Regions from separate parts of the Homo sapiens genome. Here all the other regions are linked to region 3. A link is a loop called in an ENCODE intact Hi-C map of the cell type or tissue named here. Cell type or tissue: GM12878. All regions are shown on one strand. Region 1 overlaps NARS2 (asparaginyl-tRNA synthetase 2, mitochondrial). Region 2 overlaps GAB2 (GRB2 associated binding protein 2). Region 3 overlaps NARS2 (asparaginyl-tRNA synthetase 2, mitochondrial).

Region 1 (4,000 bases), 99 kb before region 3:
AGAGACAAAACAGGCAGACAGAGAAGAGACGGTCAGACAAGAGCTGAGACAGGGAAAATCTGCCTAGACTGCCTGTATCCCTTCATAGCCCTCCCCTCACTATTTCTATTTGATAGTCCAAACCAAAGCAGTCTAAGCCTCCTCCTGCTCTGCCAAGCCAGCTTTTCCTTTGCCTGATTGTGCAGTGTCCGGAATTGGTGGGTTCTTGGTCTCACTGACTTCAACAATGAAGCCGCGGACCCTCACGGTGAGTGTTACAGTTCTTAAAGGCGGCGCGTCCGGAGTTTGTTCCTTCTGATGTTCGGATGTGTTTGGAGTTTCTTCCTTCTGGTGGGTTCGTGGTCTGGCTGGCTCAGGAGTGAAGCTGCAGACCTTCGCGGTGAGTGTTAACAGCTCTTTAGGCGGCGTGTCTGGAGTTCTTCATTCCTCCCGGTGGGCTCGTGGGCTCGCTGGCTTCAGGAGTGAAGCTGCAGATCTTCGCGGTGAGTGTTACAGCTCATAAAGGCAGTGTGGACCCAAAGAGTGAGCAGGAGCAAGATTTATTGCAAAGAGCGAAAGAACAAAACTTCCACAGTGTGGAAGGGGACCCGAGCGGGTTGCTACTGCTGGCTCGGGCAGCCTGCTTTTATTCTCTTATCTGGCCCCACCCACATCCTGCTGATTGGTAGAGCAGAGTGGTCTGTTTTGACAGGGCGCTGATTGGTACATTTACAGTCCCTGAGCTAGACACAAAGGTTCTCCACGTCCCCACCAGATTAGCTAGATACAGAGTGTCCACACAAAGGTTCTCCAAGTCCCCACCAGAGTAGCTAGACAGTGTCCACTGGTGCATTCACAACCCTGAGCTAGACACAGGGTGCTGATTGGTGTGTTTTCAAACCTTGAGCTAGATAGAGTGCTGATTGGTGTATTTACAATCCCTTAGCTAGACATAAAGGTTCTCCAAGTCCCCATCAGAGTAGCTAGAAACAGAGTGTCCACTGGTGCATTCACAAACCCTGAGCTAGACAGAGGGTGCTGTTTGGTGTGTTTACAAACCTTGAGCTAGATACAGAGTGCCGATTGGTGTATTTACAATCTCTTAGCTAGACATAAAGGTTCTCCACGTCCCCACCAGACTCAGGAGCCCAGCTGGCTTCACCCAGTGGATCCCACACTGGGGCTGCAGGTGGACCTGCCTGCCAGTCCCGCGCCATGCGCCTGCACTCCTCAGCCCTTGGGTGGTCAATGGGACTGGGCGCCGTGGAGCAGGGGGCGGCGCTCGTCAGGGAGGCTTCAGCGACACAGGAGCCCACGGAGGGGTGGGGAGGCTCAGGCATGGGGGGCTGCAGGTCCCGAGCCCTGCCCCACGGGAAGGCAGCTAAGGCCTGGCAGGAAATTGAGCACAGCTGCTGCTGGCCCAGGTGCTAAGCCCCTCACTGCCCGGAGCAGGTGGGGCCCGCCGAGCCCACACCCACCTGGAACTCGCACTGGCCCGCAAGCACCGCAGGCAGCCCTGGTTCCCGCCCATGCCTCTCCCTCCACACCACCCCACAAGCTGAGGGAGCCGGCTCCGGCCTTGGCCAGCCCAGAAAGGGGCTCCCACAGTGCAGTGGCAGGCTGAAGGGCTCCTCAAGTGCCGCCAAAGTGGGCGCCAAGGCCGAGGAGGCGCCGAGAGCGAGAGAGGGCTGTGAGGGCTACCAGCACGCTGTCACCTCTCAGTGCCACTGCTCTCATCTCTTGCCCAGTATGCCTTCCCTCCTAGGAGTCTCCTAACCAGTACTTCACCACAGACTAACAAGCTTGGTATAGCCATACAGTGTTCTAGGCCACTTCCTCTCAGTCATTACAAAACAAAACAAAACAAAATGAAACATAACAAAACGAAACAAAGAAAACCTAGATTTGCACCTGCTAAACTAAGAAGAAGACCTTGTGACAGAAATGAGGAAGTACGTTTATAGAACACTGGGATCTTCTTTGGGAAAAATTTTTAAGAGATGTCTTTGAAAAACATTATCATTTTAAGAGATAGAGTGATAGATGACATTTAAGAAAAGATCACAAAGGCTAAATGAAAAACCCAACCTAAGAGGACTAACCCCAATTTATTTAGTATCTCTTCTTACCGTGTGCTGAGGGCCATCTTCATTATCCCTCATGTAGAAAGGCTTGAGTGTTAATGGATAATTAATAACGAAGACAGGTATGTTGCCACAGTGCTTCACCAGGTACTTTTCATGTTCAGTCCGTAGGTCAGCACCCCACTGTAATGAGAAGAAAGAAATGACCAAAAGAGGAGACAGAGGTGAAATATACAATTAAGCAGCTGAAAATAACCTGCATCAATTCTAAGGGCTTCATCTTCCTGAGGCTCCATGTGTGGAGCTAGCTGCTAAGGTTACACAGCTGACTAAACAAGAGAGAGATATTTGTTAACAAGAACACCTACAGGCCTGGAAAGATGAAAGCTGAGGCCAGTAGATAGACACTATGCTTACTGTGTCCCCATTGCTCCCCCACCCCCACCCCCCAGGAGCAGACAATACAGCACCTGCAGGAAAACAAAGTCTACTTTACAAGGAGATAAAAAAAAAAACCTGACTTCAGAATCACAATTTTTAATAGTGCCTACAGCTTCTTCCACGTTATTGTTCCTAAGTCTCAGGAAATTAAATGATAGAAGATAATATTCCTAATATTGAGCCTATCTTTGGCTAAATGACTTCTCTTGGTGACTTTTGTTTTTTTTGAGACAGAGTCTGGCTGTGTCGCCCAGGCTAGAGTGCAGTGGTGCAATCTCGGCTCACTGCAACCTCTGTCTCCCGGGTTCAAGTGATTCTCCTGCCTCAGCCTCCCAAGTAACTGGGACTTCAGGTGCCCGCCACCATGCCCGGCTATTTTTTTTGTATTTTCAGTAGAGATGGGGTTTCACTACGTTGGCCAGGCTGGTCTTGAACTCCTGATTTCGTGATCTGCCCACCTTGGCCTCCCAAAGTGCTGGGATTACAGGTGTGAGCCACAGTGATGGCCGGTGACTTCTTTTTAAATAAAAAGAGTCAACTCATGTATGAGATGCTCTTTGATGAATATTTATTAACTCTGTTCAATATATTTATTAAGCAAATACTAATGTGCCTATTAAATTCCAGGTACCATATGATATACTGGATATAGTGGTAAGAAAAAGTTATAATCCCTGACTTCATGAAGCTTCCAGGGTTAGGAGAAAAAGAAATGAAAACTTACACAAAGAATTGATCATAAATATAACAAACAGAGGTTACTTTTGTAATACATAAAGATCTGACTTAATTGGGATTGAACCGGTACAAGGAATAGTTTAAACACAAAGGTTAACATTATCTTATTACTACCACTTGTTTGGCAGTATCTTAGTTACAGGAAAAAATAACTGGAATAGGAAAAGAGTTTTGCCTCCAACATTATACATATGTCCATTGACAGACCATGTGGTCTCTCTGGACCTATATCATTGCCAATAAAATAAAAAAGCTCTGGCCAGGCATGGTGGCTCATGCCTTTAATCCCAGCACCTTGGGAAGCCGAGGAGTGCTTGAGCACAGAAGCCCGAGACTAGCCTAGGCAACATAACCCTGTCTCTACAAAAAATAAAAAAATCAGCCAGACCTGGTGGCACGCACCTGTAGTCCCAGATAGTTGGGAGACTGAGTTGGGAGGAATGATGAGAGCCTGGGAGGTGGAATCTGCAGTGAGCCATGTTTGCACCACTGCACTCCAGCCTCGGCAACACAGAGAGATCTTGTCTTTCAAAAAATAAATAAATAAATAAATAAATAAATTAATTAATTAATTAAATACAATAAAAAATAAACAAAGGAGTTCCTTCACAGAAAGAGAGAGTTGTACAGTGGTTGTCAGGGGTCTGGGAATGGGGCAAATGAGGTGATATTTGTCAAAGTGTATACACTTTCAGTTATAAGATGAACAAGTTCTGGGGATCTAATGTACAGTGTGGGTAATGACAGATGTGTTAACT
Region 2 (4,000 bases), 340 kb before region 3:
AGGCCAGGCTGCGGGGGAGGTCGTAGGTACTGTCTCTGAATTCTGTATTGTGCCGGCTCGGCTTGGGAAGGCTATAGAAGCCATGGACTTGACCACTGATCCCGTTGACACAGTGTCCATTGCCCTGGGCAAGTTTTTGTACAGCTGTGTCACTCCTCATGAGAAAAGAGGCTCTGGTGCCCTGAGAGAAGCTGGCACTCCTAAAAGAGAAAGAAGGGAAAGGGCAGGAGGGTGAGACAATTACTAGCTGTGTGACCTTGAGGCAAAGCACTTTCTCTTTCTATACTTTGGTTTAGGCATCTGTAAAATGGTGACTAAAAGCATATTTTGAAGGTTGTTCAGACTCTAGTATATGAATGTTTAAACAATGTTAGACTTCATCCGTCCCCCATCTCCAAATGGCAGTTAATAGCAGGGGTTATAACCCCCACTCCCTGAACAAGTATCAATAAGCCAGATGGATTGCCTATTTGTTCACTGTTTTAAGTACCGCAGAATATGCACATTCGAACACAAATGTTGTGAGACAGTGGAAAGAACCTTTAAGTTGATGACAGGAAACAGCAAACAAGTCATTTTACCTCTCTGAGTCTATTCTGCCACTGTGAAACTAGCCCATGGGTATTGATGTTGTAAGTTGAAAAGAATTATTTGGGTCAGGTGCAGTGTGCAGTGGCTCATGACTGTAATCCCTGCACTTTGGGAGGCTGAGGTGGGAGGTTCACTTGAGGCCAGGAGTTCAAGACCAGCCTGGGAACACAATAAGACTCCATTGCCACCAAAAAAAAAAAAAAAAGAACTAGCTGGGCAGGGTGCTGCACACCTGTAGTCCTAGCTTCTGGTGAGGCTAAGGGAGGAGGATCGCTTGAACCCAGAAGTTCGAAGTTAGAGTGAGCTATGATCGCACCACTGCATTCCAGTCTAGTAAACAGAATGAGACCCTGTTTCAAAAAAACACACGCCCCAACACAAACAAACAACAAACTATTCAAACGTAAGCTCTAGATTTATTTTCTACCATGATTTATGGTTGGTTAAGAGGCATTTTGAGGGGAAAGATCTCTTTCCAGAGACCTAGAAATCTATATGAAGAATGGTTTCCTGTTTGGGAACTATATATAGAAAAAGTTTTGATTAGTACATTTTTAAATTTAGGTTTTGGGCAATAAGGCAAGCAGTAAAAAGAGAAGAGAAACAAGAGGGGAGACTTGTGTTAGGTTCCAGTACTGCTACTGATACGTGCTGTGTGTATCACCAAGCCTCCTCTCTCAGGTGGGACCTAGTACGTCACAATGATTTCTAAGGGCCCATCTGGCCCCGATGCTCTACAAGCCCTTCGTTTCACAAGAGTGGTTTTCAAACTAGATTCCAGGTTCTCTGTAAGTGCTTTGGGAAATTGGAGGGTGAGGTTCTGAGCAAGCAGGGATTTAGGTCTGCTTCTTTAGCTTGTGTATGATTCTTCATAGGATTTCACTTGGGGAAAAAAAGAATCAATCCTTTGTAGCAGGGATTCTAAGCCTTTTGGAGGCTATAGGAGTTTTTAAGATTCTGGTCAAAAGCTCTTGGAGTGTCTCATCAGAAAAGGCAAATCTCGTATACATATAAACTTGTTGGGGCTGTAATACATAATAGCCCTCTGAGGCCAATCCCTGGACCTTTTGCCTTATAGAAGCTCTCTCAGCTCCTGAGGAGTTTGTTATTTACAGATGTGGCCACCAGATGGTGTTAGAAAATAGGGGCCAGAGCTTAGAAAGAGGAAACAGGTGTGTAAAGCCAGGCTTCCTCTCATGTAAACTGTACCCACCATGATGGCTAGGAATTCCAGGTCAGTCTCCAAACCTTCACTGATGCTCCTCCTTGGGCCTCTGCACTCCTCCTCCCTTTCTGTTCCATTCCAGACACATAACCAAGCCAACAGCCATGGGCTTGGATGATTGAACATCTAGGCTTTAGATAATGTAGTGCTTAGGGAAGAGGACGGGGGTGGCGGGGGGAGCGAATGGTAGACATAAGGTGTTAATGTTGTATGCATTTTTTTGGTGCCTTTCATTTTGCTTTTTTTGGAATTTCCAACTCTCTGTTGGATGCTCCCATCTGGATTTGTTCATTTTACATTTACTGATGTCCTAATTTCCATCTGGGCCAGGCAAAAGGGATACAGAGATGCCACCTGCCCAGTGAGGGGTGGTCTGGGAATGTCACAGTAGGGCAGGAGATGACATGGATGCAAATCATTACAGTCAAGTAGGGGTGAGTATGTAGCTGCTGACAGTTGGTATCAGCCCTTGCTGGGGGTGGTGGTAGACAATGTCAGGGAAGCCTCCTTCAGAGATGTTTTATCTTGAGTGAGTCTGGAAGGATGAGCCACAACTGGCCAGGCAGAAGGCAGGAGAAGGGAAATGGTGTTCTAGTTGAAGGCTCAAAGATGTAGAACACAACCTGGCAAGTTCTAGAAACTCGAAGCTGCTCAGGCTGCAGCAAGCACATTAGAAGGCAGGGCTGAGAGAAGACACTGGAGGCCAGGCCAGGACTAAAGGGAACGGGGAGCCTCTGAAGGATTTCAAGGTGGGGATGGGGTTGCAAGAGCATCACAGGCACCCTGCAATAACCTTCAACATACTCAAGAATGAACTCATCATCTTCCTCTGGAACTCTTCTCCTCCTGCCTCTCTTATTTTGGGAATGGCAACAGTTACTCAAGCCAGAAACCTGGGAGTCACCCACATTATGATTTCTGCCCAGGGCCTCTCTGATCCTTCCATCCTACTAATATTTACTTTCCTAACTTCCCAGTGTAAACATTTTCAACACCGCCTCAATGCTTCAGGATTAAGCCCAAACTCCTAGGTTTATCCCAACTCATCTCACCAATCTTTTCTCTTTAGTTCCCTTTTCCACTCTAGGATCCAAACCAAACTTTGCAGTGTTCCCTGTGTGCCCCAGTTAGTCAAGCATTGGGCTTTGCTGCATTGTTGGGCTGTGTCTGGAAGGCTTCTTACCTCAATCTGGCAAGTTCCTACTCCATTTATCCTTCAAACTCATCTCAGAAGACACATTTTTTAAGGCCATTCTTACATCCTCTACCTCTAAGCATTGCTTAACTTAATCACTTGCTTAACTTTGTTCTTGGAGCAGGTAGCAAGTGTTACCTATATTAGGCACCATTACTACTTATCTCTGCCAACAGACTGTGATTTCCTTGAGGAAAGAAACTGTGTCTTACTCATTTTTCTCTCCTTAGCACCTAGGTTAATGCTTGTTGCATTATAAATAATGAATAAACGTTTGTTGTAAGTAAGCAAATGAATAAACAAACGTATGTTGCTGCTATCCCTTTTCCTGGGCTTGGCCCAAACCTTCTGATCAGCAGATCAAAGCCCTTCCTCTGTAGAACCCACTAGCTTACGTTCCAACTTCCCTCTACCCCGGCATCCTCCTGTCTCGCTCACAGAACTACTCACTCATCCCTAAACATGTCCTGTGTAGTCTAAACTTCAGCCCTGGTCTTGCATTACTCACCTCCCTGTGGAACGCTTCCTTGATACATCAACACCTTACACAAAGTCCACAAGAAGCCTTTTCACTCTACAAAGGTATTACAGGTCCCTAATTCTCCTTTTTATGGTAATCATTCCTTCCTCTGTGCTACCACAGCACTCTGTGCTTCCATCGCAACACTCACCTTATTCTGCCTTATGTCAGTTATTCAGGTCTGTGTCTTTCCACTTCTACCAGACCATGTGCTCCTAGAAGGCAGAGGGCCATATCCTGTACCCTGGCATAGTGCCAGGCATATGATAGATAATAGTGACACATGTTGAGGGAGACTGATTATCACCTCAGTAACCAAGTAAGAGGAGTTGAACAAGGGACTCTTGCCCAAAGTTACATACTCAGAGGGCAGGGAATTTGTTCTAGCAGCCAGGTCTCTGGGTGCCCCCACTGCGCAAACCATGCTAAAATGTGGTCCCTTTGGGCAATAATCTAGATGGGGAATTCC
Region 3 (4,000 bases):
GGGCCTGGGGGATTAAGGTGGCAGTAAGCCATGACTGCACCACTGCACTCCAGCCCGGACAACAGTATGAGACTTCATCTCAAAACAACAACAACAAAAATACTTCACATAGTCAGTGGCAGGCTTTGAAAACGCTGCCATACAGAGAAGAACAATCCCTGATACTCACAGGAAGAACCTCGACTCACTGAGAAAGAAAGAGCAGAATCTTTTCTACTGGCTCACTGAGGAAGAGGGGAAAGTAAGTAATTCATTTTAGGAACACTTCCACTGGAATTTAGAAAAAATTGGTGCCTAAAGAGAAAATTCCTCAGTTATTTCAGAAACTTGGCTTTACTGAATGACTCATTCCTTGAGGATTCTAAATAGCCAAGTTTTAGTACATAACAAGTATGTCAGTTTTATGAGCAAACAAGGTTATACAAAAAATATTTTTCATACTCAAACCAAGAAATAACCTTAGATCCTTAAAGTGTCTTAAAAGTACTGTTCAAGTTTCCATTTTTCCCCCACATTTCTATATTTTAATTAACAAAACTGAAACTTACGAAAATTTTTTATTTGGAGGCTTAACATCTTTTAGCAAACCCAAAGTAACAGATCAAAGAAACACTACAAAATACTAGGTAACATATAACTATTACTTAATATGCCTTATAGTACTACAGAAAGGGTTCTTTAAACAACTAATCCTAAGTATCACACATAAAGGTAGATAACTATCACACATAAAGGTAGGTAACAGAATTATATTCTCCAGGTCTTTACAAATACTAAGTGAATTTATTACTACTCAAAAAGTGTCTATTTTTGTAACTACTCTATCACGAATGGTGCTAAAATTCAAGTTATTTCCAACCACTTGAATTTTTTTTTTTTTTTTTTTTTGAGACAGAGTCTTACTCTGTCGCCAGGTTGGAGTGCAGTGGCGCAATCTCGGTTCACTGCAACCTCCGCCTCCCGGATTCAAGTGATTCTCCTGCCTCAACCTCCCAAGTAGCTGGGACTACAGGCACGCAACACCACGCCCAGCTAATTTTTGTATTTTTAGTAGACACGGGGTATCACCATGTTGGCCAGGATGGTCTCGATCTCTTGACCTCGTGATCTGCCTGCCTCGGCCTCCCAAAGTGCTGAGATTTCAGGAGTGAGCCACAGCGCCCGGCCATGAATGTTTTTCAAATTTCATTTTAGTAATTTTTGGCCAGGGTTGGTGGCTCACGCCCGCAATCCCAGCACTTTGGGAGGCTGAGGTGGTTGGATCACCTGAGGTCAGGAGTTAGACCAGCCTGGCCAACATAGTGAAACCCCGTCTCTACTAAAAATACAAAAATTAGCTGGGTGTGGTGGCACGCACCTGTAGTCCTAGCTACCTGGGAGGTTGTGGGAGGAGAATCCCTTGAACCCAGGAGGCGGAGGTTGCAGTGAGCCAAGATCATGCCACTGCACTCCAGCCTGGGCAACAGAGTGAACTCTGTATCAAAAAAAAAAAAAAAAAAAAAAATATATATATATATATATGTATACACACACACAGTATTATTATTATTATTATTATTATTATTATTATTGAGATGGAATCTCGCTCTGTTGCCCAGGCTGGAGTGCAGTGGCGCAGTCTCTACTCACTGCAACCTCCGCCTCCCGGGTTCAAGCAATTCTACCTCAGCCTCCCGAGTAGCTGGAACTACAGGCACACGCCACCATACCCAGCTAATTTTTTTGTATTTTAGTAAAGACAGGGTTTCACCGTGTTGCCAGGGCTGGTCTTGAACTCCTGAACTCAGGCAATCCGCCTGCCTTGGCCTCCCAAAGTGCTAGGATTACAGGTGTGAGCCACTGTGCCCAGTAATAATAATATTTTTAAGACAGGATCTCACTCTCCTGCCCAGGCTGGAGTTCAGTGGCACAAACACGGATCACTGCAGCCTCCACCTCCTGGGCTCAAGTGATCCTCCTGCCTCAGCTTCCTGAGTAGGTGGGACTATAGGCACATGCCACCATGCCTGGCTAATTATTTTTACTAGAGACCAAGTCTCACTATGTTGCCTAGGCTGGTCTCCAACTCCTGGGCTCAAAAGATCCTCCTGCCTCAGCCTCCCCAAGTGCTGGGATTACAGATGTGAACCACTGCACCCTGACTACTTTATTTTTTTATTTCAATTTTTTTTTAGCTTGTCTTACTTTTTAATTGTTTACATATCTCTAAAAGTTTCAAGTAATCAATGTATAGTGTAGTCTACTTGTCAATACCACCACCTAGTGGCCAAAAGCCTACAAAACCTTCAGAACTAATAATTTATCAGCTGTTGAAGCCATGTGGTTAAAAAACAAAAAGGTATTTTTACAATTGTGTGGTTCAAGCAGTACTGAAAATCCACATGGAAGCTGCATAGCAAAGTTTCTGACAGCATGTGTAACTGGACCCCTACAAACTATAATGGGATAACATTATATAATTTGATTTATTTTCCTTTGTCTTATCAAAAGCATATGCCTTAAAGCCATGATGTTCTTTAGCTCTTTGACCAAAAGTGAATCTGAAGGAGCTTTTTCAAGGGGCAAGAACCTTCTTGGTGAGACTGGGGCTGTGTGAATTTGGATACAGCCCAAGGGAAGTCTATAACCACTATTACACAACCTCTGCAAATTAGGTGGATCTGGAGAAGTACCACAGGAAGCCTCACAAAACCACGTGGAATAACAATAAACTTTATCTGCTGGATCACTCCTTGTCTTTGGGGCCCTCCCATCCACAGGGAGAGAAGGTCCCTTCACCTTAGCAACTTGTCAACCACATTAAACTGTGGCTTTCCCAGGTAGAGGGAAATGGTTGAGAAGCAAAGCTAAATGAGACAAAATGTCCTTAGTCATTAGATAGACCTACTTGATCAACACCAGTAACTCTTTAAAATTAGTGCTTACTTTACACAAAATATAGATCTATGACCAAGATGGAGAAACAGGAAACCAAAAACACTGTAAAACAACAACAAAAACAGTAACAATAAAAAGCAAACCTCATGAAACAATAGTTTTCAAGACAACAACAAAAGCCATCTCTCTCTGAGATGGGAAACAAACATGGTAAACCCCTACCAGTAGACCAGCTTACTACCTTGAGATCTTTCAGGCCACAGCACAGGGAAGGGGAAAAAGTAAGGTAGAGCCCAGCAGACTCCCTGAGTTGAAGAGACACAACTCAGAGTCTGGAGAGACCCAAGTGGCTAGAGTTCATACGCTAGAATATCAGAGAGAGAGCTGCAGAGGGCCACCTTGCAGTATTAGGTAGATCAGTGCATTTGTGTGAGGAAACTATCCAATGCTAGGGAAAGAACCATCTAAAAAGATTAGAGAAAACAGTGCCCAGTGCTCACATGCTGGCTGGAAACAATACCTGTTCCACAAACTAGAAAAACTCATCATTCTCAAGGCTGTAGGTCGGGACCTGAGGAAGGCTTTGCCTCAGTGAGGAATAAATAGTACTAGACTGAGCACTGCTACAGACCTGCTTAACAAATCACATAAGCAAGACCTCAAAGGATCAAAGCGATATCAATAGCTGTGTGCAAACCCACAACACCCAACAAGGTAAAATTCACAATGTCTGGCACCCAAAGCTAGGTCATGTAGAGTCAAGAAACCATAACCCATAATGAAGAGACCAATCAAAACTAACCCATAACTAACAGACATGTTAACATCAGGAGAAAAAGACACAACTGTTTTTAAACAGTTATTAAAACTGTTTAAAGGGTCAAGAGGGAACTTTTAGGATCTTACCTTAAAGAAAGAATGAATAGCAGCTGTCGCTTCACTGCGAATCCTCAATATAGAACCCAGAACGTTAGTCCTACACCTAAAGTGAGGATATTGTCGCAGATACTCCAGAGGATGCCTCTCTTTATATTTGATGGGGAAATCCTGCCAATAAATGAAAAGAACAAATTAGAAGTCAAAAGAGATACTGTTTAATAAAATCAGTTTCCAGGGTATTTCT

Evidence for each region. Hi-C counts contacts between places; a loop is a spot of excess contacts. Peaks named below come from ENCODE experiments on the same cell type or tissue, not always from the same donor. Only the 100,000 strongest peaks of a DNase experiment are listed, where the experiment ranks them.
Region 1: it touches region 3 in a loop (2.2-fold over the local background); 5 of 110 quality-filtered maps call a loop at or near these places.
Region 2: it touches region 3 in a loop (11-fold over the local background); 87 of 110 quality-filtered maps call a loop at or near these places.

Annotation. Positions count from the first base shown.
Region 1 is chr11:78,463,768-78,467,767 of GRCh38, forward strand. It overlaps NARS2 (asparaginyl-tRNA synthetase 2, mitochondrial), which reads right to left. Exons shown (of 14, transcript NM_024678.6): 11 at 2,109-2,246. Among named protein-coding and RNA genes, the nearest start is that of LINC02728, 36 kb to the left of the region's middle. RefSeq lists enhancers at 1,703-1,752, 1,923-2,162, 2,273-2,332 and a silencer at 3,559-3,726. In GM12878, no CTCF peak of the experiment used is centred here; a DNase peak (open chromatin) is centred at 1,804; H3K4me3 peaks cover 551 bases; H3K27ac peaks cover 1,839 bases.
Region 2 is chr11:78,226,852-78,230,851 of GRCh38, forward strand. It overlaps GAB2 (GRB2 associated binding protein 2), which reads right to left. Exons shown (of 10, transcript NM_080491.3): 4 at 1-200. It also overlaps a transcript of USP35 not described here. Among named protein-coding and RNA genes, the nearest start is that of USP35, 40 kb to the left of the region's middle. In GM12878, a CTCF peak has its summit at 1,721 (motif pointing right); DNase peaks (open chromatin) are centred at 560 and 1,740; H3K4me3 peaks cover 749 bases; H3K27ac peaks cover 2,009 bases.
Region 3 is chr11:78,562,349-78,566,348 of GRCh38, forward strand. It overlaps NARS2 (asparaginyl-tRNA synthetase 2, mitochondrial), which reads right to left. Exons shown (of 14, transcript NM_024678.6): 4 at 3,784-3,924. Among named protein-coding and RNA genes, the nearest start is that of NARS2, 11 kb to the right of the region's middle. In GM12878, a CTCF peak has its summit at 2,260 (motif pointing left); a DNase peak (open chromatin) is centred at 2,233; H3K27ac peaks cover 306 bases.